Linked DNA regions of Homo sapiens: region 2 is linked to region 1. Evidence: read pairs that join two places in POLR2A ChIA-PET (ENCODE). Cell type or tissue: PC-3. All regions are shown on one strand. Links, peaks and the distances in the headings refer to the core of each region. The heading gives the core; the rest is flanking DNA.

What was found. Peaks named below come from ENCODE experiments on the same cell type or tissue, not always from the same donor. Only the 100,000 strongest peaks of a DNase experiment are listed, where the experiment ranks them.
Region 2: POLR2A ChIA-PET joins it to region 1 with 11 read pairs; 2 of 35 experiments call an interaction of 5 or more read pairs at or near these places.

The regions. Positions count from the first base shown.
Region 1 is chr10:74,226,997-74,235,170 of GRCh38, forward strand. All of the region lies in intron 3 of ADK (adenosine kinase), which reads left to right. It overlaps LOC124902456 (a long non-coding RNA gene), which reads left to right and starts at 3,070. Exons shown (of 2, transcript XR_007062198.1): 1 at 3,070-8,174. RefSeq lists an enhancer at 941-990. In PC-3, for the core only: no CTCF peak of the experiment used is centred there; a DNase peak (open chromatin) is centred at 4,555; H3K27ac peaks cover 1,130 bases.
Region 2 is chr10:74,054,727-74,057,226 of GRCh38, forward strand. All of the region lies in intron 2 of VCL (vinculin), which reads left to right. Among named protein-coding and RNA genes, the nearest start is that of VCL, 58 kb to the left of the region's middle. In PC-3, for the core only: no CTCF peak of the experiment used is centred there; DNase peaks (open chromatin) are centred at 1,215, 1,475 and 1,965; H3K4me3 peaks cover 1,481 bases; H3K27ac peaks cover 2,454 bases.

The sequences.
Region 1 (8,174 bases), core at 3,063-5,562:
AATGAATTTCATGAATTATGAAAGCTGTTTATAAATAATCTCATTTGTGTCTTTGCAACTCAAATAGCCAAAATCTTGGTAGGGTGGTGGTCATGGAAGTCAGAGTCTGCTAAGGAGTGTATAACAACTCACCTGCTGTATTAAAAACAAAAAAATCTTTTTGTGTTCAAGACTAAGCTTTAAACAATATAAGAGATATGGATATAAAACAAAATTTTATCTAATCAGTAATTCCATGCTTTATTCTCATAAAACATTATTACAACTTCTTAATTTCAGTCTGTTAAAGCTTGATTAATTATAAAATTGTAAAAATGTGTTGGCACCATCACATTGACCTGCTCTTTGAAAATTAACCCTAATTCTATAAGAGTACCAATAAGAGAGTACAGTGATAGCTCTAATTATCTTGATATTAATAAATAAAGAGTGGCCTGGCATGGTGGTTCACATGTGTAATCCCAACACTTTGAGAGGCTGAGGTGGAAGGATTGCTTGAGGCCAGCAGTACAAGACCAGCCTGGGAAACATAGTGAGACCCCATCTCTACGAAAAACTTAAAAAAGGCCGGGCACGGTGGCTCACGCCTGTAATCCCAGCACTTTGGGAGGCCGAGGTGGGTGGATCACCTGAGGTCAGGAGTTCAAGACCAGCCTGGCCAAGATGGTGAAACCCTGTCTCTACTAAAAATACAAAAATTAGCCAGGCATGGTTGTGGGTGCCTGTAATCCCAGCTACTCAGGAGGCTGAGGCAGGAGAATTGCTTGAATCTGGGAGGAAAAGTTGCAGTGAGCCAAGATCACGCTACTGCACTCCAGCCTGGGTGACAGGGCGAGACTCTGTCTCAAAAAAAAGAAAAAAAAATTAGCCTGATGAGGTGGTGTGTGCCTGCAGTCCCAGCTGCTCAGGAAGCTGAGGCAGGTAGATCTCTTGGGCCTAGGAGATCAAGGCTGCAGTGAACCATGATCATTCCACTGAGCTCTGGACTGGACAGCAGAGTGAGACCTTGCCTTTAAAAAAATAAAAAAAGAATACCAATAAGAGAGTACAATGATAGTTCTAATTATCTTGATATTAATGAATATTAAGTATGTTTTCATTAAAACATTTTTAGTTCCTGAAATTTTGTGATTCAGATTTCATATACACTTAGTCACTGATGCTTCACGAGTATACTTGTTTCTCTGTCTGAGGAAGATTGGCATGGGAAAACAGGGAAATATTGGTCAGCAGTGACACTTGTTTTTCTAAGCAAAGTGGTTTTTCTCAACTTCCTGTTTTTCATTATTCTACATACTGAAGACCTTGGGGGATGATTTTAAGTAGAGAAAGCTGAGCAATTCAAGTTGTGATGTGATTTATCTAAAACTATAGGATTTATAGTTTGTTCTATACATGATCCAGTAATCAACTGGTTTCATTAGCTTTCTAGTTTTTTTCAGTTTTAGTTTTGTAAATGGAATAATTTAAAATAAATTAGGAAAACATCACTATTTTACTAAGTATTTTTTCACCTACTTTCCATTGTGCTAGGCATTAAAGAAAAGATAGTGTGCAGCTTTTTATATGTCAATTATACTTCAATAAAGCGGTTTAAGAAAAAGTAAAAGATACTGATTTTATTTATAAATGGAATCTTACTCTCCAATAGTGGCTTTTCAAAATCTTTGGACACATCTGCAGTTATTGAAAATAGAACCATTTTGTTTCCATGAATATCTATTTTATGAATATATAAATTTTGTATTACCTTGGATTATGAGATCTGATCATATAGATTTAGGTAAGGAAAGTTAAAAGTTGTCTGGAGTTAGGGGTGAATTCCAAATGCAAATATAAATAAATTCAGAAGTATCCATACTACTTAACACAGAGTAACCTGGTATCTGAAGATTTTTTTTTTGTTTGCTATAAGGCAAGGGGAAAATCTCTTTAAAAGGGATTCACATTTATTTACTTGGCTTTTTAAGATAGCTACCAAGGTAAACAGTGAACTTTTGTAAGCAGTGTATACTGTTCTAAATATGAAGTGTATTTTCCCTTCTGATAGTGAATGAATTCCATTATGATTTTTTAATGTCAAAAATTAAATTATTTTGTCAGAATAACCCCTTAAATTTTTAAATGTTGTCTTATAAAAGTTAATTATATTGTGATATTTAAATGCTTGCCAATTTACGATTATGATGAGATGGAAGAAAATAAATAAATTATGCAATAGGCATGAACCTTCAAGGGTATTAGGACGTGCTCAGGATATGATCTTTGGTGCAGTGTAAAAATGTAATTTCTTAGTGAATAGGTCAATTTCCAAACCAGCAGGAAAGTTATAAGTATTTAAATGGAATGTGTAGGGATATGTCAGGGAAGTTAGAGACAATAACATCTGGTATGCTTTTTTTTTTTTTTTTTTTTTGGTGAGATGGAGTCTCGCTCTGTCGCCCAGGCTGGAGTGCAGTGGCGTGATCTCGGCTCACTGCAAGCTCCGCCTCCTGGGTTCACGCCATTCTCCTGCCTCAGCCTCCAGAGTAGCTGGGACTACAGGCGCCCACCACCACGCCCGGCTAATTTTTTGTATTCCTAGTAGAGAAAGGGTTTTGCCGTGTTAGCCAGGATGGTCTTGATCTCCTGACCTCGTGATCTGCCCGTCTTGGCCTCCCAAAGTGCTGGGATTACGGGCGTGAGCCACCGCGCCCGGTCTGGTATGCTCTTAAATTAATTGTTAATGCTGTGACTTAGCAGTTCTTTGAAATCATCAAGATCATAGACTGGGCTTGTGCCTATAATCCCAGCACTTTGGGAGGCTGAGGCAGGAGGATTGCTTGAGTCTACGAGTTGGAGACCAGCCTGGACAATATAGTGAGACTCTTGTCTCTACAAAAAGTTAACAAAAGTAGCCGGATGTGGTGGTGCCTGCCTGTAGTCCCAGCTACTTGGGAGACTGAGGTGGGAGGATTGCTTGAGACCAGGAGGTCCAGGCTGCAGTGAGCTATGATCCGTGCCACTGTGCTCCAGCCTGGGTGACAGAATGAGACCCTGTTAAAAGAATCTTTTTTTTTTTTTTTTTTGGTAAGAATGAGCTAAGAACTGGATATCTGTAAAGCTAATAGAAAAAAATCCTGTGAAGCAAAAAGTCAAAATTGAAATAAGCTAGGACCGACAGCAAGGTTAAATGCTTATTTTTTTTTAGTGTTCATAAATAAGGTACAGTTTTAAAAATATCATAAACATTTTTATGATCCTATTCTCAGGGCCCGGTTTTTTTTGTATCTTTAAAATTATAGTATTTTGATTCTAGAAATGAACCCTTGAACCAATATCCGTATTTTATCATGAATAAGGTGAGAGTAACATTGATAAAATGACTTGCTATAGTTTACATTGCTACTTAAGGACAGTACTAGACCAGAAACCAAGTCTCCTGAGTCCCATTTAAGTGCTGTTTTTGTCACACCAAGCAGTTCTCTAAGTATATAGTCTTTTTTTTTTTTTTGAAACAGGGTCTCGCTTTGTCACCCAGGCTAGAAAACAGTTGCATGATCATGGCTCACTACAGTCTTGTTTTTAGAGATGAGGTCTCCTTATGTTGCTCAGGTTGGTCTCAAACTCCTGACCTCAAGCAGTCCTCCTGCCTCTGCTCCCAAAGTGTTATGATTACAGGCATGATCTACTGCACCCAGCCAGTAACTTTTTTTTTTTTTTTTGAGACGGAGTCTCACTCTGTTGCCAGGCTGGAGTACAGTGGCGCGATCTTGGCTCACTGCAATCTCCGCCTCCCAGGTTCAAGTGATTCCCCTGCCTCAGCCTCCTGAGTAGCTGGGACTACAGGTGCCTGCCACCACGTCTGGCTAATTTTTATATTTTTAGTAGAGACAGGGTTTCACCATATTGGTCAGGCTGGTCTCAAACTCCTGACCTCAGGTGATCCGCCTGCCTCAGCCTCCCAAAGTGCTGGGATTATAGGCGTGAGCCACCGCGCCTGGCCGCCAGTAATTTTTTTTTTTAAAGGGATTAATATCCATTGCAAGACTTGGTAACGGATCACAGAGAACTCATTAGTTAATTAAATCAGTTTCACAGTATTGTGTTTTGGTTTTGGAAATCACTTCAGACCTATAACCAATATTGAGTGAGTTGAAAAGAATTAATTACTTCCAAATACAAGGCACTTTACATTCTTCTAAGGAGAGGATGCAACACAAAGCTATTTGGTCAGCTTGATACAAAAGCTCTTAGGTGTGCTCATGAAGTAAGTCAAATGTATACATTTTACAACCACATATTAAATAGAATTAGTTTTTTCTTTTTCCTTCCCATTTCTTTGAACAGTCTTATTCAGAATCTTCATCATTAGCAACTTTGTCATCATTGGAGCCCTTTTCTCTAGAACACATCAGCCTCTTTCTATGTATGATATTTTCGCTGGAAATTTTATCCTGAGCTATAAATGCCTCTCATGTAAGAAAAGTTTTTTTTTTGTTTTTTTTTTGAGACAAGATCTAACTCTGTTGCCCAGGTTGGAGTGCAGTGGCGTGATCATGACTCACTGCAGCCTTGACCTTGTGGGCTTAAGCAATCCTCCCATCAGCCTCCTGAGTATCTGGGACTACCACTGTGCACCACCACACCTGGCTAATTTTTGTATTTTTTGTTGAGATGGGGTCTTGCCATGTTGTCCAGGCTGGTCTTGAGCTCCTGGGCTCAAGTGATATGTCTGCCTTGGCCTCCCAAAGGGCTGGGATTACAGGTGTGAGCCACCATGCCTGGCCAAGAAAAGTTTTTTTTAAAGTTTATTTTTGTATGTAGTCATAATACTTGTAAGGTAACCTTTTCACTGTATTGCTTTTTAAACTAAGGTTTAAATAGTTCATTGTAATAAGAGTTACCGTTTGTGCTTATAAGGCTGCATCTCCAGGAGTAAGTACTAAATCTGTGTTAGATTTCTTTGCTGCTTTTTTTTGTTTGTCTTTTTTTTTTTCTTTTACTGATATGGTCAGGTGGTCAGGTTACTTCCGTAAGGATCCAAAACTAGAGTTGATTGAGATCATTTCAGGCTTATACATAATCTACAAATGATTCTCAACCAATTGAGATCTGAGTTCACCTCTTTTGCTGAACTTTTAATTGTGATCTTACTGTAAAATTCTAGGATCTCATAACTTCTATGAAATTTTTATACCTGGATTATAAAACTTCGGAAAGATTTGCTTAAATATTTTGTTGCTTAAAAGAAAATAATTGGCCGAGTGTGGTAGCTCACGCCTGTAGTCCCAGCATTTTGGGAGGCTGAGGCAGGTAGATCAGTTGAGCTCAGGAGTTTGAAACCAGCCTTGGCAACGTGGCGAAACCCTGTCTCTACTAAAAGTATAAAAAAAATTAGCTGGGCATGGTGGCACTCACCTGCAGTCCCAGCTACTCAGGAGGCTGAGGTGAGAGGATTGCTTGAGCCCAGGAAGTTGAGGCTGCAGTGAGCAAAGATTGCACAACTGCACTCCAGCCTGGGCAATAGAGTGAGAACCCGTCTCAAAAAACAAACAAACAACCCCCCCGCACCCCCCCCCCCCAAAAAAAAACAAACAGAAAATAATTAACACTGTCATCAAGGAAGGTAACTCATTATAAGGATTTAAAAAAAAAATTTTTTTTTGAGACGGAGTCTTGCTCTGTCACCCAGGCTGAAGTGCAGTGGCACAATCTTAGCTCACTGCAAGCTCCACCTCCCGGGTTCACGCCATTCTCCTGCCTCAGCTTCCCAAGTAGCTGGGACTATAGGCGCACGCCGCCACACCCGGCTGATTTTTCTATTTTTAGTAGAGGCAGGGTTTCACTGTGTTGGTGAGGCTAGTCTCGAACTCCTGACCTCGTGATCCACCCGCCTTGCCCTCCCAAAGTGCTGAGATTACAGGCGTAAGCCACCGCGTCTGGCCTATAAGGAATAATTTTGTGATTAAACATGGTCTTATATTCATGAACGATAGGTGAATGAAAAATGTGTGTTATTGGTGGTAAAATCTTAAAATCCTTAAAGAATTAATTTAAATTGCTACCTTCTACTTATGAAGCACTATATGGTGCCCTGGACTTAGCATTAGAAGAAACTTAGTTTATGTATGAGTTTTGCCATAGGCTGTAGTCTTGGGGTATTAGTTAGAATTCAATGCCACTATGATATTAAGAAATTTATTACAGGAATTAAATCTTATTCAATCATGAGAAAAACTGGGGATATTAAGGTCCCTAAAATGTGAGAGAAAAATCGCTAAACTGCCTTTTGATGTAGGTTAATGAATTGCGTGTTCTGTTAATAGGGAAACTGTGAAGGAGGTTCGTGTGTTGTGGGCTCTTTGCAACTACCACCTTTATGGGCCTTTAGTGAAAAATCTGGTGATAGGCTTGGTCCTGGTAGTTGTGGACGTAAGGTAGAGTGGGGATGAGTAAGGACAGATTACAGTTCTGCCCATACCTTTGTGTCTGTCCTTCCTGCCTCTAACCAATGACTGCCTTTGGAATGTAATGGCTACTGCTTCAATTGCATCCCCTAAATTTTTTGCAAATTTCTCTTGTGACATATCTTAAGCTGAAACCATATAGGAGAGGAAATTAGGGGAAGTGTACTCCTTCTTGACATAGTTTAATACCTTAACTTTGTTTAATCACTTAGTCTTCCAAACTTAAGTTCCTCCGATATCATTTTGGGTTTAGATTAGTGCTTTTCTGTCATTGTCCATTAAACAAATGATTTCTTTCATTACCTACTTCTCTTTTAGTCTGTTCAGTGATCCCTCTGGGTATAGCTTCTGAATTTCTAGCATAAAACTCTTCAACAATAACAAAAAAGGATAATGATCTTTCCTGTCAATTTTTAGGGGGAAGGATAAGGTGTTTCCTAGAAACTTTATTCAGAGCACTTTAGTCAAAGTGTAGTTCATTGATCCTTAACTGCAATTTACTTGACAAGATATATTTATGGGATGAAATTTATTGAGGGTAACAGAATGGAGAGAGAAACTGCTGGTGTGATGAATTCTCTTTCTTCTTGGTCTACAACAAACAGAAATATTTTGAGAATGTAGCTATGGCAGATTTTAATGTAAGAGTTATGCCAACACTATTTCCCCTTAAGGGTTGAGTCAGACCTTTTGGGAATGATATAGACTTGGGGGTCTTGAGTGAACTTTTAGTATTTATTAGCAGCCAATCTAACCTTGAAAACTCTATGTTGATTTCTTTTTGGAAAGTGTTGAACAATTAAATAATACATGTTAAAGAACAAGGAAGAAGGGCATTGTTTTAATTATTTTGTGATCTAATTTAATCCCCACAGCAACTCTGTGAAGCAGATATTGTAATCATTCCCATTTTACAGATGAGGAAGAGACTTCGTAACTTGGTTTATATAAGAAAAGGATAGAACTGTTTAGATCTTTTTGATTGCTTTCCATTTTGTATAAGTTCAGTGACTTAGGAACCTTTTTTAAAAAACTTCTTTGGAGGAGTGATATTGTTCATTATGAACATACCTACTTGAAAAGTATTTAAAGGTATTTTTCATGGAAATTATATTTTATAAGTTTTAGTATGGTTCACTAGAAATACGTCACAATTTGTAGGTAATACTGTGTTTTATTTTGAGTTGGCTAATTGTTAAGGTAAAACTTTAGAGGATAAAGTGAGCTCATATTGATGAATGGTAATCTGATATTTCCAACAGACTAGGTCTTTTTTTGAAGTTCATGTATTATAACTTTATTCTTTGTGATACTAGCTCCCTCTGTAGAACTTCAATAAGATTGCAACTGGACTTTTTCAATAATTTAGAAAAGTGATCTAAACATTATCTATAACATTTCCCTGTAAAATTTTACTTTGTATTCTAATCAGTTGCAAGTGGGTTTTTAAAAGTATAAATGTAACATTTATAAAAATGTTTCACTTTGTACACACAAAGTTTTAATAACATATACAAAATAAAACTTTCTTCAAACATTCCTATAACTTTAATGCTTTTTTATTTAGGAAGGCTAGAGAGAGGTGTGATTTCTAGGTCTGTAGGTCTGTGTTGAGTAAAGCCTGATGGAAGCCCTAGGGGAAAAATAAATTTTGACGTTTAGCTGGATACTTGAAATTATCCCTTTTTTTTTTTTTTTTCTGAAACTTTCCGGTTTGACTTGGGT
Region 2 (2,500 bases), core at 1-2,500, 180 kb before region 1:
TGTAGCCAACATGGTGAAATCCCGTCTCTACCAAAAATACAAAAATTAGCTGGGCGTGATGCTGCACACCTGTAGGCCCAGCTACTCGGGTGACTGAGGCAGGAGAACTGCTTGAGCCTGGGAGGTGGAGGTTGCAGTGAGCTGAGATCACGCCATTGCACTTCAGCCTGGGTGACAGAGCAAGACTATGTCTCAAAAAAAAACAAAAACAGAAAAACCAACAACAAAATAATAATAGTGAGATTTTAAATTATTTCTTGATTAAGAAATGCATAAAAACAAAAAGATACAGGCCGGGTGCGATGGCTCACACCTGTAATCCCAGCCTTTTGGGAGGCTAAGGTGGGCAGATCACTTGAGGTCAGGAGTTCAAGACCAGTCTGGCTAACATGGTGGAAACCCGTCTCTACTAAAAATACAGAAATTAGCTGGGCATGGTGAGGAGTGCCTGTAGTCCCAGCTACTTGGGAGGCTGAGGTGGGAGAATGGCTTGAACCTGGGAGGCAGAGATTGCAGTGAGTGGAGATCATGTCACTGCACCCTAGTCTGAGTGACAAAGTGAGACTCTATTTCAAACAAACAAACAAATGATACAGTGAATTTCATAATATTTTATTTTATTTTATATAATTTTTTGAGACAGGATCTTGCTATGTCACCTAGGCTGGAATGTAGTTGTGTGATCACAACTCATTGCAGCCTCAGCCTCCTGGGCTCAGGTGATCCTCTCATCTCAGCCTCCCAGGTACCTGGGACTATAGGCATGCATGCTACCATACCTGGCTAACTAAAAGAAAAAAAAAATTTTTTTTTTTTTAGAGATGGGATCTCACTATGTTGTCCAGGTGGGTCTAGAACTCCTGGGTTCAGTCAATCCTCCCAGAATACTGGGATTATAGGCGTTAGCCACCACGCCTGGCCAATTTAGTAATATTTTAAGATAATTTAAAAATTTTATTCATCACAACAGAATCAACATACATTTGAAAACTGCTAGTATCTGTAAGACACTCTTGCTTGTATACTCAGTCTATTTCTGCTGCAACCCTAGTATGAGATGGAGGAAGGACTGTGGAGCTGATGGACCAGGAGGTAGCAGAGTTCTTGATTGAACTCTGCACACTCAGAATCTGCACTGACGCTAGATTTGACAAGAGAATAAGGGAAGAAGGGAGAAAGAACAGGACTGGTTATTCAGGTTTTAAAGGATTTAAAGATTGTGACTTATACACATCTTTAAAATAAACTACTTACCAAGACTTGAGGAACATATAGCTTGGGCAGCTGTAACGTTTGTTCCTCTCCCATTCTTTCCCAACATGCTGCTTCCCCTTCAGTTATCAATTGACTTGGACAGAGTCCTGTTTTATTTGAAGTCAAAACTGGCTGCATACCCTCCTAATCTCAATAATCTGAAATAAGAGAATTTAGTGAGCCTGTGGGTTTTGTGTGTGTGTGTGCTCATGATGGGTGTGTGTGTGTGTTTAGGCTTTGTTATCTAGTATACATCCTCTAGCAAAGGGTTTGGTGTTTCCCTTGAAATGTTTTGAATGTTTTCAATATGACTCATTGTGGGTTATTTTTTAAAATTCAGTTTTCCCCTTAGCTTTATTGAGATATAATTGACAAATGGAAATTGTATATATTTAAGCTGCATCCTTGTGGTTTTATTTTTAGTTTTGGGTGTACTCATGCAGTGTCCTGTACTATCACTGTTTGGCCTTGATAAGAACAAGAAGTCCACTTTGCATTATGTTGTACTTTAAGAGAGTTGGGACAGGGAAAGGAATACTTTGTGGATGAGGTCTGTAGGATCTTTAAATGTAGGAGTACAGGGTTGGAACAGCATGTATTAATATTATCACACAGTGTACACCCGTGTGAGTTGGTGCTGCATACTTGCTACTTGAATTAGATTAAAGCTTGTCATTGTACTCTGTGTTCCTGACTCCCTCCTAAAAACTGTAACTATGCTTGTGGCCTTCAGTCAGGTGTCTAGGTGACTAATGGCTGAGGATCCTTGACCTTTCTCAAAATGGCAACTCCAGGAGCAAAGCATATCAGCTATTACTGATATGCCACAGAATGCGTCCATCTCTACTGTTTTAAAGTACAATCTGTGCCAAATGCTTCATATTAACATAGAAAAGAAATTTCTTCACCTATCTCCTGAGTCTTTTGAAATCTTCACATATATTATTTTCTAAATTATTATTATTTAAAATTTTCTTAAAGATGGAGTCTTGCTCTGTCTCCCAGGCTGGATAGAGTACAGTGGCATGATCTTAGCTCACTGTAACCTCAGACTTCTGGGATCAAACAATTCTCCCCTCAGCCTCCTGAATAGCTGGGGCTACAGGTACATGCCATCATGCATGGCTAATTTTTTAAAATTTTTCGTAGAGATAGGGTCTCGCTACGTAGTCTAGGCTGTTCTCAAACTCCTGGGCTCAAGCAATCCTCCCACCTCAGCCTCCCAAAGCGCTGGGATTATAGGTGT